2 separate regions of the Homo sapiens genome follow, and region 1 is linked to region 2. Evidence: read pairs that join two places in POLR2A ChIA-PET (ENCODE). Cell type or tissue: PC-9. All regions are shown on one strand. Each heading gives the region's core, and the rest is flanking DNA. Links, peaks and the distances in the headings are about the cores only.

Evidence for each region. ChIA-PET counts read pairs that join two places held together with the same protein. Peaks named below come from ENCODE experiments on the same cell type or tissue, not always from the same donor. Only the 100,000 strongest peaks of a DNase experiment are listed, where the experiment ranks them.
Region 1: POLR2A ChIA-PET joins it to region 2 with 5 read pairs; 18 of 35 experiments call an interaction of 5 or more read pairs at or near these places.

The regions. Positions count from the first base shown.
Region 1 is chr2:174,024,855-174,036,062 of GRCh38, forward strand. LINC01960 (long intergenic non-protein coding RNA 1960) reads left to right here and starts at 426. Exons shown (of 1, transcript NR_136175.1): 1 at 426-2,304. RefSeq lists an enhancer at 1-88. In PC-9, for the core only: no CTCF peak of the experiment used is centred there; no DNase peak of the experiment used is centred there.
Region 2 is chr2:173,970,965-173,982,172 of GRCh38, forward strand. No RefSeq gene overlaps it. Among named protein-coding and RNA genes, the nearest start is that of SP3, 11 kb to the left of the region's middle. In PC-9, for the core only: no CTCF peak of the experiment used is centred there; a DNase peak (open chromatin) is centred at 1,887; H3K27ac peaks cover 1,270 bases.

The DNA.
Region 1 (11,208 bases), core at 5,005-7,504, 58 kb after region 2:
GGCCCCAAGCCAGGGGAGTCTCCAGCTGCTGACTGATCCTGCCTGGAAAGTCAACTTGGAAGAGCCACAAATGTCCTAATCCTCTTCCAAACCGCCTAAGTAGGTTTATCCAGTGACCTGTAAAACCAAATTAGTAAAGGGACACTTTAATTCCAGCTCGTTAGAGAGCTTCTAAAATCGTTGAGAAAGCCAACACAGCAAATTCTGCGCTGGGGGGCTGAGAAATGCATCCCATTTTCAAAAGAAGATGTCCTTGCTTTCTCGTGGTTTCTCTCACCCACGCAGTTCAACACACAGAAAACCTTCTCTGTGGCTTTCACAGGGATCTCCAGGGAAGGTGGGAAGCCGTTCTTGAGAACGAGAAAAATACGGTGGCCCAGCAAGGTCAACTAATTTTCCCCAAGTTCTGCCACGTCCAGTCCCAGCTCTGGTCTCCTGACTCTGGCAGGGGGAACATTTGCACTGTTCTTGTTCCTTACCCCAGGAGCTGGCCTATTGCACAACCTCAGGAAACAGCCCCTATGCAATCCTGGCCCACAGAGCGGACATGTTCTGGTTTTTATTCAGCAGCTTTTTTATGAAGTGTGTTTTCCTTTCCCATCATGTCATCTGGAAGCAATTCCTCCCAACAGCTGGATTTGCTTTCACAATTGGTAAACACCGCGAATGGAAGGCCGGGGACGATGCGGAGCTCCCCGGAGGAGCCTTGTCCCCACCCGCTTGGCTCGCGTTCTGAAGCTTATCGCGGGTGCCTGCACAAGCCTCATCAAAATCGAGGGCGTCCTCCAGCAGGCGACCCACATTGCATTCCCCGCTTAAGAGGGTCAACGTGTTCTTCGGGGGAGAAATTTTCTGAATGCTTTGCAGATAAAATTGATCAGATGCAGGCCAGATTGCCAGCTGCCGGGGCCGCGTGCGCCTGTGGAGGCCCCACCAGCGCGGGGCACCAGCGCCTCGGGGTCCGGGGGAGGCCTCTCTCTGCACCGCCGCCACCAAAGCCAGTAAGAGAGGGCAAAACCCCAAAGAGCACTGACTGGGCCGTCAAGGAAGATGAATGTCTCCCCAAAAGTGCTCCTCGGGGACAAGTTTCCACGCAGATGCAACCGGGAACGCCGGCCAGGCTCCGGAAGGCGAGGCCCCAGAGCGCAGCGGCCTCCAAGCGCGGGCTCAGCCTGTCGCCTCCGCAGCCAGGGCCCAGGAGGCCGCTCTTCCGGGGTCACCAACACGGCTCGTTCTGAGCCTAGAGGCCCAGGGCACAGTGTGAGCCGGAATACGGTGTAGGGGACACAGCTCAGGCCCCAGGCACTCCCTCCTGTCGCAGAAGAAATGCTGTTCTTTGATCAATGTTTCTAATGTGGGGAAACCAGCCGAGCACGTGGCTGAACTCTCGGAGGGAGCACGGGGTGCTGGTGAGCCCCCGCTCTGATGCACAGAGACGCTGCTGGCCAGGCTGGGGTGGGTTGCAAAGGCTTCCTTCCATGCACCACCAACCCTGTGGGCAGCCAGGGCCTAGCTCTCATGAAGGGGCCTTCCCAGGGCAAAGTGGGCCTCTGACTGCAACGTTCTCTGGGCAGAGATAGGCATCCTTCCCACTGCACAAACAAAAGGAGACCGTCAAGGGGAGAGGCTCACCAGAGGACCCTGGTGAGGGCGACGCCCAACTCCTCAGCACAAGGCTGTGCTTCTTCCATGGAGCCCGTTTGCCTGGGCCCAGCGCGTGCGGAGTGCGTTCCTTCTCGCTCCCTCTGTCCTGTGGGCCCTCCTCTCTCTCCCTCCAGCCTGGTGGAAGCTTTATTCTCGTCGGGGGCCAGAGGACAGAAACTACATCATACATTTTCCCGTGCGTCATGTTATCTTGCCTGGAATTTTGAAAATCTGTGAGTTTCTGGTTTTTCCATGGCAAGGCTCATTCCTCCAGACCTTAGTCACTCTGCTCTGGCTGCCTGGACTGCTAGAGAGGGGCCTCAGGGCGCACCTGGAGAAATTCACTGGGGCCCAGGTCAGAGGGATGGGTGGGTGAGAGCAACCCCTTCCTTAATAGTTCAAAATGGCCCTCTGGCTTAAAGAGACCGAAGCCACGTAACAACCAAATGCAATGTGTGGGCCGTGTTTGGATCCTGATTCAAACAAACCAACTGGAAGAGGAGATTTGGGGATAATCAGGAAGATTTGAATTGGGACTGCGTAGCAGAAAATAGCAAAGAATTATTGTTAATTTTGATATGTGCGATAATGGTGTGGTAGTTATAGAAGAAAACATGCTTATCTTTTAAATGGTGTATATTAAAGTATTTAAGGGTGAAATATAATGTCTGGAGTTTGTTTTTAAATACAAAGAAAAAAACAAAAGATGAACCAAACATGCTAAGGTGTTAATGGTTAAATCTAGATGATGGCTGGATGGGATTCTTTTATACTATTCTCTCCACTTTTTTTTTTTTTTGGGGGGGACAGAGTTTCACTCTGTCACCCAGGCTGGAGTGCAGTGGTGCAATCTCAGCTCACTGCAACCTCCGCCTCCTGTGTTCAAGCGATTCTCCTGCCTCATGCTCCCGAGTAGCTGGGACTACAGGCGCCCGCCACCACGCCTGGCTAATTTTTGTATTTTTAGTAGAGACAGGGTTTCACCATGTTGGCCAGGCTGGTCTTGAACTCCTGACCTCAGGTGATCCACCCATCTCTGCCTCCCAAAGTGCTGGGATTACAGGTGTGAGTCACTGCACCCAGCCTATTCCCTCCACTTTCATGCACGTTGAACATTTTTTTATAATAAAGAGTTTAAAATATAGGCTCCTCTGGGTGCATTGCCTATGGGGTAGCCCGGCTGTGCAAGGAGTAGTAAATAAATAAATAAAATATGGACAATTTTATCACAAAAACTCACAGAGGAGAACCAAATACACACCTATGCACCTGTTTATGCACGTGTAAATTTACACATTGATTACTCGATTCTGTATTTTGGTCCTTAATCCTCCCAGGTGTCAGCTCTCAGGTATAGCAGGAAAGTGACAAGCAAGGGCAGTCAACAATGACTCCTGGAAGCTTAAACATTTTTTGTTAATATCTACTTATTTATCTATGTATGTATGTATTTTTTTTTTTTACCCTACTTGTCAGCTAATCCTACAAACTTTGACCAGGGGTTGCAGTTCCACCCTGAGCCCCCTCTGCCTGGCAAGAAATGGGAAGGGAGCTTCTCACAGAATCCCAGATCTCAGCAGCTGTTAGGGCTGTGGCTTCCTCCTGCACAGGCTGCATTGCTGCAGGAGCGGTTCAGGGGCCTGTGTGAAGGAAAGTAGGACACAGACCATATGCCACGGAGTCAGGACTCAGTAAAGTTCCTGTTATCACAGCTTTGGATTGCTCCTGCTGCCCTCACCCCTCACATTTCTACACTGTCCCATCAGTGTGCCGTTGTCATCCTGCCCTGACTTTTTCAGGACTTGAATACAGGAATAATCCTATGCCAGTCCCCTTGCTAAACACCAGGTACAGAGAAGGGCAGGATAAAGACTGTCCATCAGGGGCAATGGAGAGGCCTCCTGTTAGAAGAGTTAAAGCAGGGCCTGGCCCTGGCACCAACTTTCATCTCCCCATTCTAGGTTGGTCTGTGACCTTTAGGCTTATCCTGATCCTAGGAAGGATGAGCTTCTTTGCAGTTTTCTTATCTCCTCTTTCTGGCCGGTAACATAGGCTTTTTTTTTTTTTTTTTTTTTTTTAGAAAACGCCTTTTCCCCCCCTGCATTGAAATATGCCAGCTATTCTATTTTCCTTTATGTCCATGAGTAACAGGTAAGTTCCTGATGGACTGGGCCATGTCTTGGCCCTTTCTTGGTACTGACCACAGCACCCAGCCCTCCGGCATGGAAAGGAAGGCCTCACGCATAGAGGTAAAGAATGCTGTTGCTGAGAATCTAATGGAGTGATTGCCAATATGTCATAAGAAAAGACTGCTCTTTCATAAATGAAAAACCATTTTTAAAAATCCTAATTATACTTTATCTGTTTGGCTCAATATTTAATATCCTTACAGTATTTTAAATGGGCTGTCTAATTTTGCTCTTTTTCCTTCCTAATGATTTCTATCTTCGTCTCAATTGTAAGAAGTTAACAAGAACTACAAGTCTTGCCAATAGCATCCACACTTTCAGTTTTAAAATTTCTGCTCGTTTTTTGGTGAGCAATAAGGCTATTGACACCACAGAACAGACAGAGGGCTGACACTGCAGAAACTGAGCATAGTCCCACTGGTGTGCCGTCACGAGACAACTGAGAAGTTTTGCTTGTCCATGGGCACTCGAAAGTCCAAATTCAACCTGCAGAAGGTGATTGAAGAGGGGTAAAGTACAAAGTTTGAAAGTGTGGGTTGTTCATAAGCCAAATATATAGAAGTTGAAAATGTTGTCCAGCCCCACACAGAATGTAAGTACCTTGCAGGCAGGAACATTGTCCATTCTGTACATTGCTGTATCCCAGTGTCTAGAACAGGGGCTGGCTCACAGTAGATGCTCAATACTTACTGAAAGCATCAACTGCCTATGCTTTGGAGTTTTTGTAGACACTTGTCCCATTCTACCTTGTATTACCATTACTGTATTTTATTTCAAGACCAAAAGTTTCTGAAACCAGAAATAAGTCTTCCCTCCTATTACAAGTATCTCATTCATAACTAGGATTCAATAACTCTGTAGTAAATTATCTAATTTAGCCAATGATTAAATAATTTAGAAACAAAGTCCTAAATAGGTCATGAGGAAAGTGATGGCCCATGCGATAGAAATGGACAATTGCCGGAGCCCCTAGAAGGCCTAAAGTAACTGTGTGGCAGGCAAGTAAATTTCCTGCCCCAGAAATCTGGCAAAAGAATTCACTTGAGGATTTAAGTCTCAGAAATAAAGACCCAAGGTAGGAGGCAGAGAAGGGGAGGTCTTTTTCAGGGCCTATAGATTAAGGGTATTTAGATACCAGTTAAGAAAGGGACCAGATGCCAGCCAGGTTTGTGCTTCAGTTTAACCATGTTCCTTGCAAAACTTGCTTATGGGAAGATCAGAAGCTCTGACGATCATTACTGAAGAGGATTCAGAGAAATTATCGCCTACTCCCGGTTGAAGAGAGAACAAGTCGTGGTCTTTTTTTTGGTGTCAACCTCTATTGAAATGTGCTGTTGTCAAATCAAAAAGGGGACAGATTCGGAATTTTACAACTCTGATAAAAGTGAAATAAAAGGAAATCTGTATCATCTTAATCAAAGCATGTGCCACCTGAGTCGGCTCCCCGTCTCGTCCCTTGGCCTTGGTGACTCTCGTGTGCTGGAGGTTAAGGGTTTGTTAAAGAAGATGGGTTTTGATTAAGTGTCACATTTAGTGTGATGTGACATGCTCTTTATCATTGCAAGGGAAGATTGGGGGCCAAGGGGAGCTTTATAGCTAGTTCCCAATATAAATTAGGAGTCTTGGGGAATGGGTGCTTTGCAGTTGGCCTTGATCTTTCAAGGGCCCAATGAATGTGTGTATGTGAGAGTGTGCACGCATGTATGTGTGTGTGTGTTTGGAGAGATAGCAGAAAAGTCAGTTTCCAGGTTCCTGCGCTAATGGGCTGGTTACCCCCTCTTGGAGTTTGACTTGCAATTGTAACACAAGACTCCAGTTCTAAATTTGTCCACATTCTTGATGTACCAGGCAAAGGTCTTCGTACTTTTTACTCCTTTGGAATTTCAGTGTTGCCACTGCACAAATTTGAAGATAGAGAAGCAAGAGGAAGCATTCCGAGTGCTGAATGCCATTTCTAACCAGAGGCCATGGATGATGCCTACCCTGACTTTACCCAGAGAATGAAAACGTACAAATTCCCTTCAAATCTAAGGTGCACAGCACACCTGCAGACCCTGATTCTGGCTTAACTTGGAGCAGGGAGAGCACAGAGAAAGAGGTCACAGGAAACACCCAGAGTGAGCTGGAGTTCTCACGAGGAAGGGGAGGAGGGGATGAGGATTGAGGAATACATCCCAGAAGGACACTTCCACCCAATGGATTCCCCACCTCCAACTTAATCTTCTCCAAATATCACTCGCATGGAGTCTCTTCCCTGCTCGAAATCTTTCAATAGCCCTCCTCTTCCCTCCCATTGCCTACAAATGAAAATCCACACTCTCCATCCTGGTATTCGATGCCTACATCCTGAGCACCACCAAATGAATCTTCTGTTCACTGCCCACAGAGTGACTTACTTGTTCCTGTCTTCAAGCACCCACTCATGTTGCTCCCCTACCTGAAACGCCTTCCCCCTTTCCCTCTCCCATGGAAAGGCCACCCATCTTCCTTAAGATGGAGTCACAGCCCGCTGAGATCACTCCTTTTATTTATTCCAGAAATATGAATTGAGAGCCTACTAAGTGCCCAGAACTGCTCTGGGCACCTGGGATAGGACAGAGGACAAAACAGATAAAGCTGCCTGCCTTTGGGGAGCTTGCAGTATTGCAGAAGGAGGGACTCTGATACTAAATGCTAAACGCAGTACATCAGCAGGATGACTTAGTAGCTGAGGTTGCTATGGAAAAAAGAACAAAACAGAGGAGGGAAAGGGAGACCAGGAGCTTGGGCATTGGGGGCAGAGGCCGGTTGCAGTATTAATAAACATGGACGGGCCCATCTCACTGAGGTGGAAGACTCTAGGGAGGTGAGAAGCCAGCTGAGCAGATGCCTGGGGGAGGAGAGTTCTGGGCAGAGGGAACACCTAGAGTAAGGATGTCCTCTGTCCACACAGAGTTGCCCTGTCCTTAAGAGGGATGGAGCACCCCTCCTTCTCTCCCTCCTCCTCACTTTTCTGCAGGCAGCAGGTCTCTGCAAAAGATGCCTGTGGACAAAGAAGATATAAGAAGATCCATAAGGTTGACACTGAAGGGAAAGGCCTCCAATGTTTGTTGTGGCATTAAGGCAGAGAAATTAGAAGAGTAATGGAGAAGTGCTTAGGTTTTTATTGCTGTGTTCAAAGGTAAGTTTTTTAAACATCAAATTTATAATAGTATTACCTGGCTATTGCCTCTTGATGCGGGAAAAAATGCCAACTACACTTGGGAAATAGACAACACCCCTCTGCTCCTTGAAACAGCTCCTCCTGGCTCAGTTCCTCCCTCCTGCTGACTCACCCATTGCCGTGCGGCTTGTCTTCCGCCCTCATCACTGAGACTTCATCAAAGCTTTCTAATATCCATCTCCCTGGACAGGGTGATGGTCATTACGTGCAGGTCATCTTGCCTTAATGTGGAGTATGGAGCTGAGTCTCTGCTCTTTCACTTCCTCCCTGTGTGACCTTGGGTGAGTTACTCAGCCAGTTTGGGCCTTGATTCACCTATCCATAAAATGGGGTTTATCTTAACATCCTTCTGTGGCTCACTCCATGCAAAGCACTGGGCGTAGGGCCTGGCCCACCGTCAACCGCAAAGAGCGATTGGGTTGTCACTCTGACTCTGACTCCAGGGTTTCAGGCCTCCTGTTGCAGCCGTCTTCCTCTTTTTTTTTTTTTTTTGAGACAGAGTCTTGCTCTGTCACCCAGGCTGGAGTGCAGTGGCGCAATCTCGGCTCACTGCAACCTCCACCTCCCGGGTTCAAGCGATTCTCCTGCCTCACCCTCCTAAGTAGCTGGGACTACAAGCGCCTGCCACCACACCCGGGTAATTTTTTGTATTTTAGTAGAGACGGGGTTTCACCATGTTGGCCAGGCTGGTCTCGAACTCCTGACCTCGTGATCCGCCCGCTTCGGCCTCCCAAAGTGGCAGGATTACAGGCGTGAGCCACTGTGCCTTCTTCTCTTGCTGCTTGTGCTTGCAGTCCCTGCTCCCTCCCACGTTTCTGCCCATCCCATAAGCAGCAGCGAGGTTTCCCAGAACTCTGGCTTCTCTCCCTGCCCACACTTCCTACCTGGCCTCTTCACAGCCACAGCCAGGGCTTCAACCACCCCCATTTATACTAGTGGCCACCACCCCCATTTTCTCTATCCCAGCCCCTAGCCTAAGTTCCAGACTGGTGGATCCACTTCGTGCCGAGTAGCACTCAATCCAAGTCTGTCTAGGCTGATTTCATCTCTACCTCACCCTCGCCTCCTCTTCCTAATCCCTGTATATCATTACCCCCGCTCCCTCCCAGCCTGTCTTTCATTCTTTTAATCATCAACACTCTGGAATGTCTGTAAAGTTAAACAAAGATCCCTGGGATGTGGTCCCTACCCTCAGGGATCTCCCAGGGCAACAGACAGAGGCAGTAATTACAATTCAAAGAAGAAGGTGGCTTGACAAAAGGAAACATAGGCCTTAGGTGAGTGGTAGCAGAGGGGCCTACCTGGCCTAGGGGTTCAGGGGACTTCTCTAAGAGGGCTTGAGGAACCCAGGCAAGAAGTCAACAGGAATGGCCTTGAATACATTCTTATTTTGGAGGTTGCTTATTGCCTCAGGAAAGAAATAAGGACAGGTGGATTGCAGATCTCTCTGGGCCCCAGGCACTCTTACTTGTGGAGACCACGCCCCACCATAGAATAGGCATTAAATTGCATGCCTGTCCCACATCAAGCATAGTTATTCTGTATTGCTGTTTCTGAGAGATCTCTGATAACTTTGCTTTTTAAAGTTATCTGACTACAACGCCCCTAACCCCTGCTAATTTAATATATATTGGCTATGCCTTCTCTCAAGGCCATGAATAGTCAGAAACTCTTGTATAGGAGAAAAACCTAACCTACAAATTGCTGTCAAATGTACTGAAATTTCTATGAAATCAAAAGTTAACAAGGGAGCTGACATAATTTACATTTTGGAGCCATTGAAATATTTGTTAATTTTAATTTTGCACTTTTCTTCTTGTATTTTGGAGCTACCACACCCCCACACCACCCCTTGCTTCCGGGTTTCAAGTCTTTTAGTAGGACCTTGGCAAGTTTGTAGTCCTGGTGATGAGCTTAGGGAGGTTACTGGGTAACTGGGCCATCAGAACCAAGCCTGTGTCCACCAGGATGGAGAGGACAGGCAGGACAGTTGGTATTAAAGAGACATTTAGGAGAGAGACATTTAGGATAAGACTTAGTGAAAGATCAGAGTTGTGCAGAGAGGACTTCGAGTGACTCAGAGTCTGAGTGGCTGGTGGGCCCATTCCCCAAAGACACAATGAAGGAGAAACAAATGGAGGGAAGAGAAATGGTTAATTTGGGGTGGGGCACATTAACTCCAAGACAGGCAATCAGTTTGCCTGAAGGACCCCCAAATGGAGACATCCAGGGGACTTTAGATGGATGGGTCTGGGGATGAGCAGATGCTCTTGGCTTAGGAAGGGCCAGCCCCTGCACTTTGTCCTCTCAACATCCCTTTGGGGTAGGTGCTGCTACCATCTCCACATTATCTCCAGATGAGACTGAGCTGCAGGGAGGTGAAGGAACTCGCCCAAGGCTACACGCAGATGTAGGTGGGGGCACTCTGCCCATACTCTGAGCCACTCAATCTGGGAGATGGGAGGAAGTAGGAGGTGCCCGAAGTCTTGGGAATACAAGTAAAGGTTAAAGTGTACAGAGACAAGAGATGATTCTGAGGGAACACTCACTATTTTAAGAGAGTCTGTGGAGGAGCAGCAACTAGAGAAGGAAGGGGAGACCTGGACAGGGTTGGGTCCTGGATGCCTCTGGGATGCCGGAAGGAGGGTGGCAGAGCCATCATTGTGAGGGGCTGCCACAATGGCACTGGAGGTCCATTTGGCAAATTGAAGCTAAATTAGCAGGGCTCCAACTGAGGTTTGTGGGAGTATTCAAAGGCACCCAAGTAGAGCAGGGATGAGGATGAGAGCTGAAAACTCACCAGCATCCCTCTCCCCAAGCCGGGTACCACTCCCCACCAAGTCCCGTATGAGCCAGAACACAGCAATGGGGTGCAGGTTGGGGGGTAGGCAAACGATAGATGTAGAAGAAGTGTATCAAAGACTTGCCTTTCAAGTTCTTTGGCTGGAAGGAAAGGAGAGTGAAGGTGATGTCTAGAGAAGGAAGCAGAGTTGAACATTTCTCCCTGAACCGAAAGAACCAGCAGACAGGGGAGGATGAACGAATGAACTAGGCACTGCGGTTACCTAGTGACCCAGCAGAAGACTTTCCAACTGAGTCTTCCTTACAAACCACAGAATGTAGAGCTCCATCCTGAACTCCCTACACCTTGCTTCAGTAGGGCCTTCAGGGTTGACAGTTTTTAGTCAGCCCTGCAGAAAGGAGACAGATAATCAGTTTGCTCCTAAATATCACTGGCTCCATTCATCCTGGAATGGCGATATCAGGCACCAAAGCACAGACTGCTGGGACGTGGGGGACCTGGGAGAACCATAGGCAGCACCTTCTGAAACAGAAGAGTCACACACAAGGATGACTCTGAACATTCCCTCTTTCAACAAAGCAATACGGGCTCATTAAATAACATTTGGAAAACACAGGAAAGTTAATTAAAGAAAATATCCCACTCATAGTCCTGTTATCCAAACACTAGTATTACTCATTTTTTAAGATCTTCTGGGGATTTTCTCTGTGTAGGGTTTTTTTTTTTTTTTTAATCTTAGCTGTAGTCATGTCTACAATTTCATATCCTGCTTTTCCTACTTACTATATTGTGTTTTCTTCTGTCATTACTCACTTTAGTTTATTGTAATGAGTGCATAAAATATCATCATGTGAATTTGTCAAAGTTTATTTAACCATTGCCCTAGAGTTGGACATTTAGATTACTTTCAGTGTTTTGATGTTGTCAATTTTTGTTACTATAAATGATATTGCAATGCGTATGTGCACATAAACCATTTTTTGGCATTTAGGGTTATTTCTTTAAGACAGAGTCTCAGAAGTGAAGTTATCGAATTAACAAGTATGAACGCTTCTCAAGAGTTTTACATTCATACTGCCAAATTCCTCCCCAAAGGGCACTATATTAATGTATACTGTGATTAGCAATATGTAAAAATGTTAGCTTTGTGATGGCTTAAACCACACTGGCTAGTATTACTAAAAAAAAATTGTTTTTGCTAATTTAATAGGTAAAAAGTGAGCTTGATTTTTTAATGTAAACTTTGTAGTGAAGTTTATCATGCGTTCAGAAAAGTACACAAATCACGAGTGAATTTTTACAAAGTGAACACCCCTGAGTAATCAGCACCCAGATTAAGAAACAGAACCTTACCCCTAGAGGCCACTATT
Region 2 (11,208 bases), core at 624-3,123:
AGAACTGAAGGTTTTTTTATTTTAATTAAAGTTAAATGTGAATGGCCACATGTGGCTAGTGGCTATCAGACAGTGCTGCTTTAGGGTTTCTTTTGTTTTTGGTTCCCCGAGCTTTTCTTCAGAAGCTGGAAACACAGCATTCTGCAATGTCAGCCCTCATCTCCAAACTCACTCCCAAATCTCTATCTCCTGTCACCTGAGTTCTTGTTCTATATCCTTTTTTTTTTTTTTAAAGACAAAATTTCACTCTTGTCGCCCAGGGTGGAGTGCACTGGCATGATCTCAGCTCACTGCAACCTCCACCTCCTGGGTTCAAGCGATTCTCCTGCCTCAGCCTCCGGAGTAGCTGGGACCACAGGTGCACGCCACCATGCCCAGCTAATTTTTTTTGCATTTTTAGTAGAGACGGGGTTTCGTCATGTTGCCTAGGCTGGTCTCAAACTCCTGACTGCAAATGATCCACCCGCCTCGGCCTCCCAAAGTGCTGGGATTACAGGTGTGAGCCGCTGCACCCGGCCATGTTCTATATGTTTAAGCACTGTGAATTCCTCTTGAATGTCTCACTTTCACCTCAAACTCAGAATGTTCAAAACTAAACTCATAACTTTCTCTACACAACCAGCTCCTCCTCCCCTCTGATGCTTCTGTCTGTGACAGTGAGGCCATCATTCTCTCAGAAGCCCATACGGGAAATTACCTTTGACACATCTCCTCCCTTCCCTCTCCCATAGGCAGCCACTTACCAGATGCTGCCTGCCAAGTTTTCCTGCAGACACTCTCAGCTACCTGTTCATTGAAATCACATTTATTGAACCCTGCTCTACAAGATGCTGCATGGTCCCTATCCTCAAGGAGTGGATATCCAGTTAAGAAACAAAATATAGGGCTGGGCACGGTGGCTCACACCGGTAATCCCAGCACCTTGGGAGGCCAAGGCGGGTGGATTGGGAGGCCGAGGCAGATGGATCACGAGGTCAAGAGATGGAGACCGTATTGGCTAACACAGTGAAACCCCGTCTCTACTAAAAATACAAAAAAATTAGCTGGGCATGGTGGCGGGCACCTGTAGTCCCAGCTACTCAGGAGGCTGAGGCAGGAGAATGGCATGAACCTGGGAGGCGGAGCCTACAGTGAGCCGAGATCGTGTCACTGCACTCCAGCCTGGGCGACAGAGAGAGACTCAAAAAAAAAAAAAAGAAAATATAGGCCAGGCACAGTGATGCATGCCTCCCAGCACTTTGGGAGGCAAAGGCAGGAGGAACACTTGAGCCCAGGAGTTCAAGGCTAGCCTAGGCAACATACTGAGACCTCAACTCTACAAAATTTTTTTTTTAATTAGCCAGACATGGGGGTGCATGCCTGCAGTCCTAGCTACTTGGGAGGCTGCGATGGGAGGATTCCTTGAGCTCAGGAGGTCAAGGCTGCAGTGAGCCATGATTGCACCACTGCCCTCCATCCTGGGCCACAGAGCAAGTAGCAAAATGTAAACATACACAAATTCAAATAATAGAGAAGAGAAATAACAAAGCCTACAATACATCAGATGCTTTGCCAAAGGACTGCCTTCCGAATTCAGAAATCACTGGGGGGTCAGTCAGCTCCTTCTGGAAGGGATCAAAGCATGCTTTGCCCTGGCCCACTTCTGCTGCCCTAGACAGGCCTCCAGACTTTCCTGCTCCTTTCTGTTCTATATCTACCATCAAATTAATCTTCCTTAACCTGGCTCAAAAAACCTGAGTGATTCAAATGATCTAATGCATATCAGGTCATCTCTCCCAACTCCTCACTGTCCTGTAGTCACTCTAACCACAAAGTTTACTGGCCCTCTGCCACCAGGATTTTCCTTCTCCCCTCCCCATGCTTCAGTTCAAGTCTTAACCTCTTTCCATAAAGCCACTGCTGGCCAGGCGTGGTGGCTCACACCTATAATCTCAACACTTTGGAATTCAAGACCGGCCTTAGCATCGTGGCAAAACCCCATCTCTACAAAAAAATGCAAAAATTAGCTGGGCATAGTGGTGTGCACCTGTAGTCCCAGCTACTCTGGAGGTTAAGGCAGGAGGATCAACTGAGCCCAGGGAGGTCAAGGCTGCAGTGAGCTTTGATTGTGCCACTGCACCCCAGCCTTGGTGACAGAGACCGTGTCTCAAAAATAAAAATTTAAAAAGCCACTGCTTCCAGCTATTGGTCATTCCCTCATCTCTAACTTTCCATTAACCTTAGAGTATACCCCTTAATATTACTCTTAATTCATGATTTAGTATTGTCACCATGATTTAAATGATAAGCACTTTGTGCACAAGCATTATCTTACTCTTTCTATGGTTCTTAAGCAGTGATTTCCAAGGAAGGAGAGGTATCATTTGAAAACAAAACAGCTCTTTGTCCCATAGGGATGTTTTTAAAAGCTATAACACTTAACTTACTGGAATTTCAAATATTAAAGGAAAATGTGAGACTTTTATGTTTTATCAAAAGAGGCATGTTGTATAATGAAAGAGTTAGGAGACAATTTTTCAGTGTTGAGCAAATAGAAGATAATTAATAGATATCTGTTGAACAATACATTGATTTCAACAAGCCATGAATTTGGATTCTTTTAGGATTAAACATTCAGACTTCTTATTTTAATGGAGAAACTGTTAGTAATATGACCTGCTGATTATAAAGGGGCCAAAAAACTGGTACTCACCAGCTGAACCAACTATTAAAAACGTAAGGATATGTTTGAATGTTTTTGTTATGAACCATTTGATATATAAAATGTGCGCAATGTATACATAAATTATAAAACAATAATAGATGGTGAAGTCACCTAATTTAAGAGATTTCTGGAACTGATTAACACCTATAATTTTTTTTTTTTTTTTGAGACGGAGTTTCACTCTTGTTGCCCAGGCTAGAGTGCAATGGTACAATCTTGGCTCACCACAACCTCTGCCTCCCGGGTTCAAGCGATTCTCCTGCCTCAGCCTCCCGAGTAGCTGGGATTACAGGCATGCGCCACCACACCCGACTAATTTTGTATTTTTAGTAGAGACAGGGTTTCTCCATGTTGGTTAGGCTGGTTTCAAACTCCCGACCTCAGGTGATCTGCCCACCTCAGCCTCCCAAAGTGCTGGGATTACAGGTGTGAGCCACCGCACCTGGCCAACACCCATAATTTAAAGGTTCTGTTACCTTTAACAGCAAATGACTTTATTTTTGCTCTAATTACATATATTTCACTGAGTTATTTTCTTAGTCTAGTATATTAAAACTGTGGCATTTCTTGGCCAGGCGCGGTGGCTCACGCCTGTAATCTCAGCACTTTGGAAGGCTGAGGTGGGTGAATCACCTGATGTCAGGGGTTCAAGACCAGCCTTACCAACGTGGTGAAACCCTGTCTCTACGGAAAATACAAAAGTGAGCCAGGTGTGGTGGTGTGCGCCTGTAATCTCAGCTACTCGGGAGGCTGAGGCAGGAGAATTGCTCAAACCTGGGAGGTGGAGGTTGCAGTGAGCCAAGATCACCCCATTGCATTCCAGCCTGGGCAACAAGAGTGAAACTCCGTCTCAAAAAAAAAGCATTTCTTTAAATTCTATAGTCAATATTCCTGTCTTACTCATTGCATTGGAATTATTTTGTTTCTGGCATGCTTGCTAACTCATGAGTTTGTACTTTTTTACTCTATTTTGAATATTCTGATTTCACATTACTGAGATAATCTTTCTTTCTTTCTTTCTTTTTTTTGAGACAAGGTCTCACTGTGTCTCCCAGGCTAGAGTGCAGTGGTGCCATCTTGGCTCACTGCAACCTCCACCTCCTAATCTCAAGCGATCCTCCTTCTTCAGCCCCCCAAGTAGCTGGGACTACAAGCATGAGCCACCATATCCGGCTAATTTTTGTATTTTTTGTAGAGATGGGGTTTCACCACATCGTTGCTCAGGCTGGTCTCGAACTTCTGAGCTCAAGCAATCCACCTGCCTCCACCTCCCAAAGTGTTAGGATTACAGACGTAAGCCACCGAGCCCAGCCTACCATGAGATAATCTTTCTACTTCATATTTCCTCCACACTGAATTGAATAAGCCACTTATCTGCTTATGTCCCTAGTCTACTCAAGTCATTTCATTCCTTCTTTGTATTGACTGACCCTCCCTCTAGTTTTGTATAACAAGCTTACTGCATGTTACTTCTTCCAAATCACTGACATATAAAAATGAACAAAGTTGGTCCTAATATTGATCCCTGGAGCGTTGTAACCCATCCATTCCAAACTATTCCACACTTTGATATCAAAGTCATTGTTTACTTAAGTAGTTCATCCCTATACTACTTATCTAACTTCTAGATTAGTTGTTTGTCTGGTATTCTTTTCATGGTATTTTATCCTAAAATACAAGTAATTGGTTCATGGCTTCCCTCAGCTGATATTTGTTATTAGACCCAGAAGTTATTTCATATCACTGAGGCAGATAAGATGTGAATCCATGCTGACTCTTTTTAAATTAAATCATAACTTTCTGATATTTCCATTTGCTGATTTCCTACAAAATTTACCAATGTCATCTTCTCTACAGAATTTAATACTTCTGAATCTCATGCTCAAGAGAAAAAGGGATATTTAGGGAATGAACAATAATTTAATGAGGGTTTTACTTATTAAAACTGACATAGACCTAGTCAAAGATAAAGTATTTCAAGTCACTTTTCTCCTTATTGATGAATTTAAACATCTATTAAGAATCAAGAAGCAGGCTAAGCATGGTGGCTCGTGTTTATAATCTCGGCACTTTGAGAGGCTGAAATGGGTGGATCATTTGAGTCTAGGAATTCATGACCAGCCTGGACAACATAGGGAGATGCTGTCTCTACAAAAAATAAAAAATTAGCTGGGTGTGGTTGCACCCGTGGTGGCATGCACCTGTGATCCTAGCTACTCTCGATGCTGAGGTAGGAGGATTGCTTGAGTCCAGGAGGTTAAGACTGCAGCAAGCCGTGATCGAACCACTGCACTCCAGCCTGGTCAACAGAGCAAGACCTTGTCTCAAAAAACAAACCAAAAAAAAAAAAATCAAGAAGAAACTATTCGCATTACAATAGTGAAAATGTATCAGAGTAGTCAAAATTCACAGAACTGTATACCTAAATAGGGTGAATTTTACTATATGTAAATTATACCTTATTTTATAAATAGAAAAAAGTAAATAGAATCTTCATTTTATGTTTGTTTTGTTTTTTTTTGAGACAGTGTCTCACTTTGTCACCCAGGCTGGAGTGAAGTGGCGCCATCTTGGCTCACTGCAACCTCTGCCTCCAGGGTTCAAGTGTTTCTCCTGCCTCAGCCTCCAGAGTAGCTGGGATTACAGGCACCCGCTACCACGCCCGGCTAATTTTTGTATTTTTAGTAGAGATGGGGTTTTGCCACGTTGGCCAGGCTGGTCTAGAACTCCTGACCTCAGGTAATCCAGCCACCTTGGCCTCCCAAAGTGCTGGGATTACAGGTGTGAGCCACCACGCCTAGCCAGAAGCTTCATTTAAAAAAAAAAAAAAAAAAAACTAGTAAATACGGAAAGTGAAACTCTGTGAGAATAGCACAGGGGATGGTTCAGGCTCCTATACCTGGGGGGTTTAACATAGACTAATTTAATTGTGGAAACTTTTTTGAAGAGGAGATGGAAGTATATGAAAAAAGGCTTAGAAATGAATATTTTGAAAGAAAGAAATCCATGGATAAACAGTGGAATGGCAAGAAATGCACATGTTAGGCCTAGGCCGGGCGCAGTGGCTGACACCTGTAATCCCAGCACTTTGGGAGGCCAAGGTGGGCGGATCACCTGAGGTCAGGAGTTCCAGACCAGCCTGGCCAACATGATGAAACCCTGTCTCTACTAAAAATACAAAAATTAGTCAGGTGTGGTGGTGCATGCCTGTAATCCCAGCTACTTGGGAGGCTGAGGCAGAAGAATCGCTTAAACCCAGGAGGCGGAGATTGCAGTGAGCCAAGATGACACCACTGCACTCCAGCCTGGATGACAGAGCGACACTCTGTCTCAAAAAAAAAAGAAAGAAAGAAAAGAAATGCACACTTTTAAAAGTGTGTTTAATGTATGCTAAAAGTAAATGCATAAAAAGGCCAAATGAATAAACCCACAGAGTTCCTCACAAACACATATATTTCTGCAAATATAACAGCAAGATTATAGAAAGAAAAATGGTATATATAAACACACACACACACATATATATATCTGTTTTGTACACTTGAAAGCAGGAACCATCAAAAAACTTTGCACCTAGTAGGACTTTAATAAATTATTTGACTAAAGTGATATTTAACTTCTTTAGGCCTATTATCTCATTATTAGTCAGCTATTCCTAACTTGTTTTTAATTTGTCTTATTATTTTTAATAAACTTTTTATTTTGGAATGCTTTTAGATTTACAAAAACAGTTACAAAGATAATATAGAATTCCCATATACCTCTAATCCAATTGTTAGATTAGAGCCAATCATTCCAGTTTGCACAGACTGTCCTGGTTTTAGCACTGAGAGTCCCACATCCCAAGAAACCCCTCTTCCACACAAACTGGAATGGTTAGTCACCCTACAATGTTAGTATCTTACCTTACCATGGTATATTTGTCAAAACTAAGAAACCAACAGAGTGCATTATTACTAAACTCCAGACTTCATTTGGATTTCATTAGTTTTTCCAGTAACATCCTTTTTCTATTATAGGATCTAATTCAGGATACCACATTCATGTGTTTAGTCGGCATGTCTTAGTGTTCTCTAGCCTGTGACTCTTTCTCAGTCTTTCCTTGTTTCTTATGACTTTAACTCTTTTAAGGAGTACAGTAGCCACCCTTATCTGTGAGGGCCATTCCAAGACCCCCAGTAGGTGCCTGAAACCTCAGCTAGTACTGAACCCAATTGCCATCAATCGGAACACGTTTTTGTTCATGTCTTCCACCCACAAACTTAATGCCTTTTGCATCTTAACTAGCATGTATCACGCACAGTGTCCATAAATTTTGCAATCTGAGGTGTGATGGCAAAACTAGCAGGAATTTCTTTTTCCTTCATCATAAGTTCACAGATAGAAGGTTTGTTCTTGTCTTAGATCTCAGCAACCCCAGCATATGATTTTTTTTCTTTTTCTGTTGAGTTGAGAAGGTTCACCTTTTCATTTAAAGAAGGCACTTTATGGCTTCTCCTTGGCATATCTGAATTGCCAGCATCACTACTCTTGGTGCTTTGGGACCATTATGAGGTCAATAAGAGTGACTTGAAGGCCAGGCGCAGTGGCTCACGCCTGTAATCCCAGCACTTTGGGAGGCCAAGGCGGGTGGATCACGAGATCAGGAGATCGAGACCATCCTGGCCAACATGGTGAAACCCCATCTCTACTAAAAATACAAAAAAAAAAAAAAAAAATTAGCTGGGCGTGGTGGCCCGTGCCTGTAATTCCAGCTACTCGGGAAGCTGAGGCAGGAGAATCCCTTGAACCAGGCAATCAGAGGTTGCAGTGAGCAGAGATCTCGCCACTGTACTCCAGCCTGGCAACAGAGCAAGATTCCATCTAAAAAAAAAAAAAAAAAAAGAGTGACTTGAACACAAGCACTGTGGTACTGTGACAGAATCCATGAAAGGGCTACTGAGTGACTAACAGGTGGGTAGGATTGACAGTGTGGATCTGCTGAACAAAAGGATGATTCACATCTGGGTGAGATGGTGTGGGATGGCCTGAGATTTCATCAAGCTACTGAGAACAGCACACAATTTAAAAGTGTAATTTTTTTATTTCTGGAATTTTCCATTCAATATTTTTTGCCACAATTTGCTGAAGGTAACTAAAACCACAGAAAGTAGAACTGTTGATAAGGAGGTGCTATTGTACTTACTGGTAACGTATTTTGTGGAATGTCCCTCAATTTGTGTTTGATGTTTTTCTGACATGTAGACTGGTCTTATGGGGCTTGAGGTCCTAATTTTATTTATTTATGTATTTACTCATTCATTCATTCACTTTTAGAACCGAGGTCTTGCTATGTTGCTCAGGCTGGAGTGCAGTGGCTATTCACAGGTGCAAACATAGCAGCTTCAAAACTTCTGAGTTCAAGCCATCCTCCCATTTCACGCTCCTGCATAGCTGGGACTACAGGTGCCCACCACCTCATCAGGCTCTTATTTATTTATTTATTTTTATTTTGTTTGTTGTTTTTTTTTGAGATGGGGTCTTGCTCTGTTGCCCAGGCTGGAGTGCAGTGGTGTAATCATGGCTCACTGCAGCCTCAACCTCCCAGGCTCAATTGATCCCCCCACATCACCCCCCCAGGTAGCTGGGACTACAGGTACATGCCACCACACCTGGCTAATTTTTGTATTTATTATAAGTGTGTAAATTTACCAGTTTATACACTCGCAAACAATTTATAAAAGTACTCATTTCTCCACACACTTAGTTTTCATTTTTATTTTTAATCTTTGCCAATTGGATCATCAAAACTATGGTGCTTTTTAAAGTTTCATTTCTTTGATTACTGGTGAGAGTGAGCATTTTTACATGGTTAGTGCCATTCGTATTATTCTATGAGTTTCTTGTTTATACCCTTTATCCAATTTTCTATTGAGACATTCATCATTTTCTTTTGATTAGAAAGTGCACATTAATGATGTTAAACGTTTTCTCTCAATAGATTTCCAATTTTTTTCCAGATTTTCATTTGTGTTTTAATAATGTCTTGATATTCAGAGGTGTGAACCACTCTCATTTGTTTTCTGCCTTTGGATGTTGTTTTTGTTTTTCGATTTGGTGTTGGTTTGATTTTAATATGGAGCTCAGTTCTGAATCCTGCTTGTTCCCAGGCAGCTCACATGAGTCTTCAAAACCTGCAGCACAGCAATCTCATCACATATGGACAGTGCTCTCCTTCCTAGTGAGGCAATACCCCTGAGTCCTCACAGCCCCAAGCTTTAGGAGATAAAAAAGAAACAAAAACAAATTCAAAAACACACTGCCCTGAAAGCTGCCAAATTCAGGCTGCCATTGACCTCCAAGGAAATAAATTCCAAAGATAGTAATAACCACAGTAAAAAAAAAAAAAATATTTTAACATAATTCAGCTCCAAAACCCCAAAACAGACTGTTGTAAAGGCTTTGGTACAGTAGAGAATAGGGGTTCCCAGCATCCTCTGTGAGCATCCCTGCCATCGAGTCTTTCCCTACAGCTTCGGCTGTCTCTGAACAGGAAACAGGAGCCTGGACTCTTAAGTCCTGCTCAGGGAGGCCAGGATTTCTCTTTCCTGTTTCCCATTCTCTTTGCCTCCATTTTAGAACTTTTAAGGTCCTGACAATTTCAGAACAGATGTCAGGACTGAAAGTTATTAGAAAGAACCAGAAAGGGGTGGGAGGAGGGAGAGCATCAGGAACAATAGCTAATGGATGCTGGGCTTAATACCTGGGTGATGGGATGATCTGTGCAGCAAACCACCATGACACACGTTTACCTATGTAACAAACCTGCATATAGACCCCTGAACTTAAAAGTTAGAAATAAAAAAAAAATTACTCCTAAGTATTTTATTATAGTGAGGCTTGATACCTTGTGGAGAAGGTCCTCCCTTCTTATCTGTTTTTTAAATTTATTTTCAGACAGAGTCTTTTTCTGTTGTCCAAGCTGGAGTGCAGTGACATGATCACAGCTCACTGCAGCCTTGACTTCCTAGGCTCAAGTGATCCTCCCACTTCTGCCTCCCAAAGTGCTAGGATTACAGGCATAAGCCACTGAACCCAGCTGTTATTCTTTTTATTCAAGAATGTCTTGGGTGGTGGTGGTTGTTGTTGTTGTTGTTGTTGTTGTTGTTGTTTTGAAATTTGCTCTTACATGTACATTTTAGAGCCAGTTGTCAGGCTCCATGAAAAATGTAGAATTTTCATTAGCATTGTTACTAGATCTATAGATCAATTTTGAAAGAATTCACATCTTTATTATATTGTGTATTTCTAGCCATGAAGATAGGGTATGTATTATTTAGATTTTCATAATGTCTTGCAATAAAGTTTCATAATTTTCTGCCAAAAAAAAGAGAAAGAACCGGCGGCTCACGCCTGTAATCCCAACACTTTGGGAGGCCGAGGCGGGTGGATCATGAGGTCAGGAGTTCAAGACCAGCCAGGCCAAGATGGTGAAATCCTATCTCTACTAAAAATACAAAAATTAGCCAGGCACGGTGGCAGGCACCTGTAATCCCAGCTACTTGGGAGGCTGAGGCAGGAGAATCGCTTGAACCTGGGAGGCGGAGGTTGCATGAGCCGAGATCACGCCACTGCACTGTAGCCTGGGTGACAGAGCAAGACTCCGTCTCAAAAAAAAAAGAGAAAGAACCAGAAACATTAAAAGATTAAAAAAGCCTTGTGCCTTCTCTTTCCCCCCACTCCTCTTAATGAAAACATTTAAGACAGCAAAAGCTTTACATTAAATTTAGGCAAGGAAAAATAAATAAATAAATAAAACTTGAGGCAAAAAGCAGGCCTAGTTCACAGATGGTATGGTTCTTTTTTTTATAATTGACAAAAGTTGTATGCATTTATGCTGTACAAAACACGATGTTTTGAAATCTGTATACATTGTGGAATGGCTAAATCCAGCTAATTAACATGTGCATTACCACACACACTTATTTTGATGTGTGTGTGTGTAATAAGAACACTTAACATCTACTCTCTTGGCAATTTTAAGTATAGAATACGTTGTTATTAACTAGTCACCATGTTGCACAATAGATCTCTTGAACTTATTCCTCCTGTTGAACTGAAATTTTGTATTCTTTAACCAACATCTTCCCAATCAACCCCCACTCCCACCCCACTACCAAGCTTCTGGTAACCACCATTCTATTCTGTTTCTAGACTTTTTAAGTTAGACTTTTTAAGATTGCACATATAAGTGAAATCATGCAGTATTTGTTCTGTGCTTAGCTTATTTTATTTAACATAATATCCTCCAGGTTTATCCATGTTTTCACAAATGACTTTTCTTCTTTTTTAAGGCAAAATAGTATTCCAGTATGTGTGTATATTTATATACACACACAACGAAATGTGACATATATATCTCTCACACACACATTTTCTTTATCCATTCATCCACTGATGGACACTTAGGTTGAACTTAGGTTGATTCCAGTCTTGGCTGTTGTTAACAATGTTGCAATGAACAT